Linked DNA regions of Mus musculus: region 1 is linked to region 2. The links are chromatin contacts, found by Hi-C or POLR2A ChIA-PET in ENCODE. All regions are on one chromosome and are shown on one strand. Each heading gives the region's core, a stretch centred on a gene start or an enhancer-like site at or near the end of the contact. The rest is flanking DNA. Distances are from core to core; before and after follow the strand shown. Region 1 holds the start of Ibtk (inhibitor of Bruton agammaglobulinemia tyrosine kinase). Region 2 holds the start of Ttk (Ttk protein kinase).

Region 1 (4,500 bases), core at 146-2,645, 1.9 Mb after region 2:
AGAGCCGACTAGAGCAAGCAGAGGTCCTAAAAATTCAATTCCCAACTGTACAGCTACAGTGTACTCATATGCGTAAAATAAATAAATAAATAAATAAATATTTTTTAAAAAAAAAGGAAGAAAGAAAGAAAGAAGTTTGGGCATACTCATTCAGTCTAGAATTTTATAATCCACAAGCATCTTGAACGTTTAAAATGTAATGAAATCATCACACAAAAATTGGCACACAGAAAAAAAAAATTGGCACACAGAAAGCCCTTCAAACAAGATTTACTAAAAAGAAAAAAAAAAACCGAAGATTAACATATCCAATTGAAAAACTGTAAAGCTGCGATGTGACTCAAGTTTTGCAAAAACTTTTTTAGAAAACACGTTTTAGAAAATAGTTCTGTCCTCAGGTACGGTGAAGCAGGTCTCCAAATCAATAAAAACAAATGAAAGTAACTCCACTGAGAAGTGAGGAACTGATGACGAAAAACACACACACACACACACACACACACACACACACACAAAACGTTTGGTAATTTGCATATGGAGGTAACCACACTAACTATGGGGGGGGGGGGGGAACTACTTCAAATGTTACCTACTTCGAGATAAAGGAAACAGGTGCTACTCAACTTCTCCTCCTTGAAAAATATCCCCTCTGACTAACACGACTCATGTTTTATGACTGTGTTAGATAACAGAGTTAAAGACGGCTTAAATCAGGGTTGGCCATTTCCCCTCGGATCCAAAATGCCTTTGCAACCTGATAGCTACGAACAAAAGGCCCCTCTATCCTGTCTCTGCAGAACAGACCCCAGTCCACTTCCACCCAGCAGCGAATGCTCAGAGCAAGACCTGCTTCTGCAAACTCAGCAAGGCCCGCGGGAACTCAAACTTTGTAAACTCCACCAAGGGTTTAGGGGACATGGGAGCCTCTAGGAAGGGATCCAAGGGAGGTGACACCAGTCAACCCTCGGAACCAGAAAAGCATCGTCGCTGGAGGGCGTGTCGGGCAGCTTGGCGACGTAGCACTTGGCGGGACAAGGCCATTCATTAGCTGGCAGGGGCGGCGGGGCTGCGCTGCCAGGCCACCCGCCCGTGCCACGCGGCGCGAAGCTCGGCAGCCGCCCCCTCCGCGAGTTCCCTCCCCGGGCCCCGCTCCCCTGCCGGGCTGGCAGGACGCCTTCGCCGTCGCCCTCACCAGTCGCTAGATGAAGGTGCGCCGGCGGTCTCCGCGGGGCAGGCGCGCGGCCGCGCAGGGACTCATCCTTAGTGAAAGCTACCGGGGACAACGAAGGGAGCCAGGAGCCGGGACGCCCGAGTCAGCTCCGGGGACGGCTGCACGGAAAGCGACAGCCGCGACTGTCGGCGCCGGGACCGGGTTCGGGGAAACCTGAGCTAGAGCGGGCGGGACTCGGGAATAAGACGGGCGCTGATTGGCCGGAGTTCGTGTATGCCCCACAGTGATTGGTCGGGGCCTGCCCACAAGGCCTAGCGTGGCAGTACCTCAGCTGTGGCCTTTCCCTAGTATCCCAAAGGAGCATGACCCCTGCCGGCCTTGGTGCGGTCGACACTGGCTGCCGCCCTACACTCAGAACCAGTACTGCCCCTCTTGGTGCCAGATGTCACCCTAGGAGATCTGTCTCCCCGCAGGTCGACACTCGGAAAGGAGGTTAAGGCTGGGATGGAGGAAACAAGGAACTGGCTGGATGCCCAAGCACCACTCCGTAGAAACGTGGGCATCTTAGAAAAGTTGCTTCCCGGATCACTCGTAGTGGGATAACTGGAAAACCAGAGGTGTCCTCTCCCCAAGACTGGGCCCTGCTGCTCTGTGCCCCGCCTGTTGTGCCCGGATTGTCTGAGTGTCACTCTCTTTTTGTCAGAAGGCGCCATAGATTTTTCAGATCGCCACTGTGCGACCAGCTGCTGACTTGGGTCACATCTGTCTGCCTGACGCCAGGCTTACAATAGGTTTTCCTCCCTGAACTCTTAAATCTACAAGCCATTTTAAAGGTTGCAAATTGTGTGCCAATAATCAGTCCAGAACGGAAAACATACTCCTGCTGAAGTCTGATACAGAGGCGCCTTAGTAAACATGTGTTCAGGGAGGAGTAGCATGACTCAGAGAAAAACAGCACTTGGAGCCCAGAGTTGTTTGAACCTCGGCCCTGTTTGTGTTGCTGTATGAGCCACTGACACCATCATCTATTAAACGGAGTTAAACTCAATACCCTCTTAGACTGCTTCAGCCCAATTGCCTGTTTTGTAGACTTTGTAGGAAAGTAAGTTGCTAGATCAAACTGAAGGAGAGATGGAAACAGACCTAGCTCCCCAGCTCTCCTCCCAGTGCAAGGACTTAATTTGCTTTCTTACTTCCTACTCTGACCCATTCTGTAATGTATAAACAGTGACTTGGAAGGAAGCTGTGTACACACTCATGAACAAAGACGCTCAGTGATCTGGAAGCTAGTGATGTAAATAAATGTGTTGCCCTGAGTTCACATCTTTTATCTGTCTCTTCTTTGTATTGGGTAAGTCATTTAGGTTTTCTGAAGCCTTAATTTCCTCATCTGCAAAGTGGGAATGGAATACATGTTGCTGTAGTGAAAATGTGTTGATAGACGCCCGCAGCACTTAGCAGAGTGCCAAGCACACAGTAACACCACCTAGAAGTTGCCATGTCTCAAACGCTTGTAAGCATTGGGGGTACAAAATGTCCATACGGCCATAATCATATACACAAAAATTAATTGCAACTTTAACGAATCTGTGAAAGAAAATAAGAGGTTTCATCTGACCCCCCCCCCCAAAAAAAATGACAAACTAGGGAAGAAGTAGAAAATAACTAGGTGAAGCAGAAAAAGAAAGACCAGCATCATGCCAAGGAATGAATGTCTTTGCCGTTGGAGATGGGGGACGAAACTGGTCCTGCTTCAACAAGGATCAGAAAGAGAATATTAGAAAGCTGCTTACAAAGTAAAACTTATCAGCCACAGTTGCCGCGGTGCTGACCAAACTGAGACTCTGACATAACGTTATTTATTATCTATGACACGAACAGCCTGAGTTTTATATTTTTATACACTGTTGGGCTTAAAAGGAATCTAGTTGGTGGCACCAACTGATATCATAAATGCAGTAGTGTTAGGTGGCCACATAAGTTAAAACATTCCGAGCTAATAAAGATTTAATCTTTTACTGTAGAATGAAAGCAAACTGTGCAGCTTTTACCCCAAGGTGAGAATGAAGCACATAACACCAGAGGGTAAATGGTCTGCGTGATCGCTGCTGAGACAGAAGGACCCGGCTTCACCTCCTCATCCTTTTCGTTTCCTCTTCTCCCATTGCTTCTGCTCTCCCCTTTTATGCAGGTTTAGCAATATTGGTGGTTATTATATTTAAGGTTTTTTTCCCCTTCACACCTTTTCTAAAACTTTTATGCATTTTGTTTCAATTCTGGGCAATCTTTTTCTTTTCCTACTTGTTTCTGTGTTCCTTCCTAGTGTACTTTTAGTAATATTTTGGATTTTATCTTATTAGTTGTAAAGAAGCTTATGTCTTCTTTTTTATTTCCCTTATGTTTATCTAATTTATTTTTGAGCCTTCTCGTTATTGAGGAGTTCTTTTCCCTTTCTTGCTAACTGCTTCTTCATTTTTCTTTCCTTCCATAACAGTCTTCTCCACTCCTCTTCTTTTTCCTTTGACTTAACTTTGCTTCTGCTCCAGTTTGCTAAGACCTTGACTCCTTTATCTATTACAATATTAACCATAAGTGACTGTTTATCTCATGCCAGACTCCACATTAGTTTTGCCATTTTCTGTTTTGCATCTTTGGTGATATACCGAGACTTAATTGGCTTTGGTGTATTCTTATATTGCACAGTTTGATGTTGTTGCTGTTACAATAGTTCATTGTTTCCTCTCTGAGTGGTACTTTCTCTGGGAAAGGATTCTTAATGTGAAAATACTCAGATACAGCTAAAATGCATTGAGAGATATTCCACTGAAGAGATGTAAAACTTTAACACACACACACAAACCATAAGAAACATGAAAAGGCACAGCAACATAACTCTCTAAGAACATCCTGTGAAACTGTAATTCCATGATTATTGAATCCAAAGACACTGAAATAGGTACAGTGTCAGCTGAAGGTTTTTAAGGTTTACTAGTAAAATCTAGCTTAAAGAGGATGCAAACAAGCAGATGGATTCAATCTAGGGCATAAAGAAAAAAGTAATGAGCACAGAGGGGGGGAATGTCAGGAAAAAGGATGAGAAAGAAACTTAGATCAAAAAACAAAAAGAACTTTTGAAGAATAATTCTCACCAGTAGACTTAACGGAGCAGAAGAAAGAAATCAGAGATGAAGGACAGGGTAGAGGATATACTACATTCAAGCATCAATAAAACAAAAATAAATAAGCATGAACACAACATTCAAGGGCTCTGAAACATAATCAAGAAACCAATTCTAAGACTCTATTGACAGAAGGAACTGATAGAAAAA
Region 2 (4,223 bases), core at 899-3,398:
TTTTAAAGTATTCTGAAATAGGTTTTGCATTTTACATCATTTCTGACAGGTCGTCTGTTGTCGTCTTCATGGTTGTCTTCCTATGTGTAACTAACTGTCTTTTATCCTTCAGCTGTTTTGAAGACCTTTCTCTTCATAACCAGTTTTAAACAACTTAATTACGTTCCTATAATACAATCATAAATTGTGGAGGGATTCTCCATGTCGTTCAGTCTGTTGTTGTTGGTTTTTAGTTTTGATCACAGTTGAACAGACTGCCCACTTTTTTCCAGTTTCCCCTCATTTCTTCTAGGAATTCCAGTTGTATGTATATTAGACCACCTTGTTTCACAGTCTGCCACTGCTTTTGTTCACTTTTATCTCCCTGTGTTTAATTTTATGTATTCTAAAATAAAGACTTCTTTTTATTATTTGTAGTTGTGTTTGTGTGTGTGCATCTGTGGTAAATGCACCTGAGTGTGGGTATCTCAGATGCACCAGATTCCCGTTGGAGCTGGAGTCACCAGCGATGGTGAGCACCTGATGTGGGGCTTCTGCAAAAGCAAGAAGTGCTCTTAGCTGCTGAACCATCTCTCCAGCCCTTCATACAGTTTTTAAATTGTGCTTTCAAGCCTAGTGATTTTTTTTCTTTTCCCAGCAAATTATCTTCTAACCCCACATAATGTACTTTCTATTGCATACCTTGCACATTTCATTTCCATACATCTATTTTGCTTTTTCTCACACACTCTGAATTTCTCTTTAACATGTTTATAGAATTCTCTCTTAAGTTTTTGGAGTGCATAAAATACAGCACACATTACTATTTTAATGTCCTAATTAGCCAAATATGTCATCTGTGTCATTTCTGGTCTGTTTTAATTGATCCCTTATTCCCCCTCCCCCTTAATAGTTACATTTTCTTGTTTTCAAAGTCTGGTGATTTTTTTTTCAATTACATAAGAGTGTAACGACAACCCTGTTGAGTTTTCTTGTATTTCTATAAATATTACTGAGCTGTGTTCTAGTCTACAGTTAAATTTCATGAAGATAGTCTGATCTTTTTAAGGTTTGCTTTTCAGCTTTTATGCTTGACCAAAAATACTTTAAAGACTAACTTTGCATTAAACCTTCTGTGTCTATAGGTTCTACATTCATGGATTTACTCAACTGTAGATGAGAAAAAAATATGTTTTTCCTGTGTCTCTATTGAACAACTTGTCAATATTTCTTAAGTAACACTATATAACATCTATTTGTATCACTTCTGTATTCAACTGGGTATTACAAATGATGCATAGACGATAAATTTTAAAGTATTCAGGACGCTGGGAGATTTAAATCACATGCCTTTAACCCCAGCCTGTTCTGCAAAGGGAGTCAGTTCTGTGGCAGCAGTGAATACACACACAGTGAGATTCTGCCTCGAAAACAAAAACAAACTAGCTCCCCTCCCCCACCAAAAGAAAATAAATGTATACAGGAATAGAGCATAGGTTGTGTGTACAATGCCTCTTTATTTAAAGACTTGGAATATCCACAGATTTGGGTATCAGCAATTTGTGACAGAGGGCATCACTTACTGAATGAAGATGAGAGATCTGGCTACTGCTGTAGCTTCTTACACAAAGCAAAACTATCAAGAGTAAACCAGAGCAAAAACACAGCATCTGCGCCATTTCTCGCCCATGAAACCGTTCCCCTGGACCACACAGTCTGCTAGGGGAGCTGGGTACCATTGAGAAAGCCTAGAGAAGCGTTTCTCCTAAGAGCAGCTGAGCTCATAACTGAGACAGCATCACGGGGATGGGGGCGGGGGGGGGGAATGGTTCGGAGAAAGGAGCTCAGCCAGGATGTCCCGACAGGGAGGGGACCAGAATTCTAACAAAGAGAAGGGCGGGTCTTGGGTTGAAGGCGAGGCCAGGGCTCCCTGGAGGGTAGTGCAAGGTCCAGCGGGAGAGCACCAAAGAAAAAGACCCTGACCCCTGACCGTACAGGCGCAGGTCAGCACGGCGAGCGCGTCGGCAGCTGCGGGTAACTCCCCGGGCCGCTTGAAGTGGGTGGGTCCGGCCTCAACGCAGGAGGGGCGGTGCGACGCAAGGAGCCAATCACGGCCCACGCTTCCACGTGGCGAGCCGTAACCAATGAGAGGTAGCGGGGAAGGCAGCGGGGAAATTTCAAACGTGTTTCCGGAGAGGGGTTGGGGTGCTGCTGTTTGGGCTGCAGCTTGGCTTTCAGAGGTGGGTGCATCAGAGCGGGCATGGCAGAGAGGCTGCGGCCGGCGGGAGGCTGCTGGGTGACGAGGGTGGCGGCGAGCGAGCTGGCGCTTGAGCCCCCGGCCAGGCGGGCGGGTACGGCCTGTAGGTCCTGGGCTGCTGGTGGGGGAGCAGGGCCCAGAAGCGGGTGCGCCGTGCGGGTCAGGACTGATTGTGTAACTCTCAAGACCTGCCCCCGTGGGTGGCTGTGAGCTGGGAGGAGGTGGGGAACCCCTTGCTCCCCTCCTTTGGGCCCATTTTTATTGTTAACACTCCGCGGTGGCTCTGAGCTTTAGTTACTGCGTTGTGGAGAATGGCAGACAGAGTGACAGAAAGCCTGCAGACTGTGGGCTATTAACCAACACATTCATGCAGATAACCGGAGCGCCTGGGCTCCAGTACTGTGACAAGTACCTCGATGCTTGCATTAGAAGGATAAAAGCACAAATCAGGGCTTTGTCTGGGACAAACTTCTGAAAGTCGCTTATCTGTAGAAGGATGCAGAATGCGCGCAATGTCAATATTTACTCTGGCAGGGTAGGCGACCAAAGGGACAACTTATTGTCATTACCAAACGGATTCCTTACGTTCCGTAGGTGAAAGAAAGACATTCAGTGAAATGAAGTTTTCAAAGGCGTCAGCTGGACGTGGTGGTGTATCTATGTACAGCTAGTGCTTGGGAGATGTAAGGAGATAAGCTGCAGAATCAGAGAGAGCAAGGCCATCCTAGGCTACTTAACACCCTTACTCAAAACACAAAAGCGTCATGAGAGCATTATCTTCCAGGTTCACACAGTGTAACCTCAATGCTGTTTCATACTGGGAAGAATAGATGTTTTTGGTTCGTTGAAACTTTGTTCTGGTAAATTACAAGCTATGTCCTTGTGGGTTTTGTTGCTCTGGTTTGATTTAGTTGCCACTAACACTTACCTCATAACAGTTACATTTAGATAGATATGTTTACAAAACTAATGTTCTATCTTATTTATTCCAAAGACGAGTTACAATTTAGAAATGGAGGCTGAAGAGTTAATTGGCAGCAGTGTGACGATTGATTCCATCATGAGCAAAATGAGAGATATTAAAAATAAGATAAATGAAGACTGTACTGATGAGCTAAGCTTGTCTAAAATCTGTGCCGATCACACGGGTGAGTTTTTTCTTTGCTTAAAAAAGCAAACAAAAACCTAAAAAAAAAAAAAAAAAAACCGTTGAGAGCCTCCGAGTTGAAGGTGAGCAGTGTTAACCACCTTGTGTGGCCTAATGAAGTTGTTTCTGTTTTTCTCAGTAAGTGATGGTTATCCGTTAAATTGTACTTCATACTTTAACTTCTTTTGTTTGGAAACATTACAAGTGTTTTTTGCTGGAGGGAAACAGGCAGGCAGATAGATACACCAAACTTGGGAATCTGAGGCAGAAAGCTCTCAAGTTTGTAGCCAGTGTGGAAAACATAGTAAGACCCTATCTCAAAAGCTCAAAACAACAAAAAAGAATCCTTCTTGAGTGTGCTCACAGGTAGTTCTCTCAACTCTTTTGTTACTGCCTGCTACCTTTGTTGGCTACTTTGCCTGCTGCTGTGAGCGCGCGCGTACACACACACACACACACACACACACACACACACACACACACACACAGGGTTTTTGGTTTTGACTGTTTTTGCCACAAACTGAGGAAGCCTCACCAATCTTCCTGAAGTTAATTTCTTGTACTCACGTATTCTTTTTATTTTGCGTGTGAATGTTTTATCTCTGTGTGTTTATATATGTACCACTTTCATGCTTGCTCTCCTTGGAGGTCAGAAGAGAGCACAGGAATTCCCCTGGAACTGGAGCTATGGATGGTTGTGAGCCATCATGTAGGCGCTGAGAATGGAACCTGGGTCCTCTGCAAGAGCATAAAAGTGCCCCACACTGCTGAGACCCCTCTCCAGTCCTCTGAAGTTATATTTAATCTTAACACGGAACACTGAAGTGAAGTATCTGCCTA

The links. A loop is a pair of places that touch in the nucleus more often than their neighbours do. ChIA-PET counts read pairs that join two places held with the same protein, here RNA polymerase II (POLR2A).
Region 1: a map of T-helper 1 cell shows a loop between it and region 2 (5-fold over the local background). The contact joins the promoter of Ibtk here to the promoter of Ttk in region 2. A Hi-C loop is called at or near these places in 2 of 37 maps with a recorded cell type or tissue (T-helper 1 cell and T-helper 2 cell). POLR2A ChIA-PET finds 5 or more read pairs at or near these places in 1 of 5 experiments (embryonic stem cell).

What each region holds. Positions count from the first base shown.
Region 1 is chr9:85,747,939-85,752,438 of GRCm38, forward strand. Ibtk (inhibitor of Bruton agammaglobulinemia tyrosine kinase) reads right to left here and starts at 1,396. Exons shown (of 29, transcript NM_001081282.2): 1 at 1,193-1,396.
Region 2 is chr9:83,832,541-83,836,763 of GRCm38, forward strand. Ttk (Ttk protein kinase) reads left to right here and starts at 2,149. Exons shown (of 22, transcript NM_009445.2): 1 at 2,149-2,219; 2 at 3,231-3,384. The coding sequence starts at 3,249.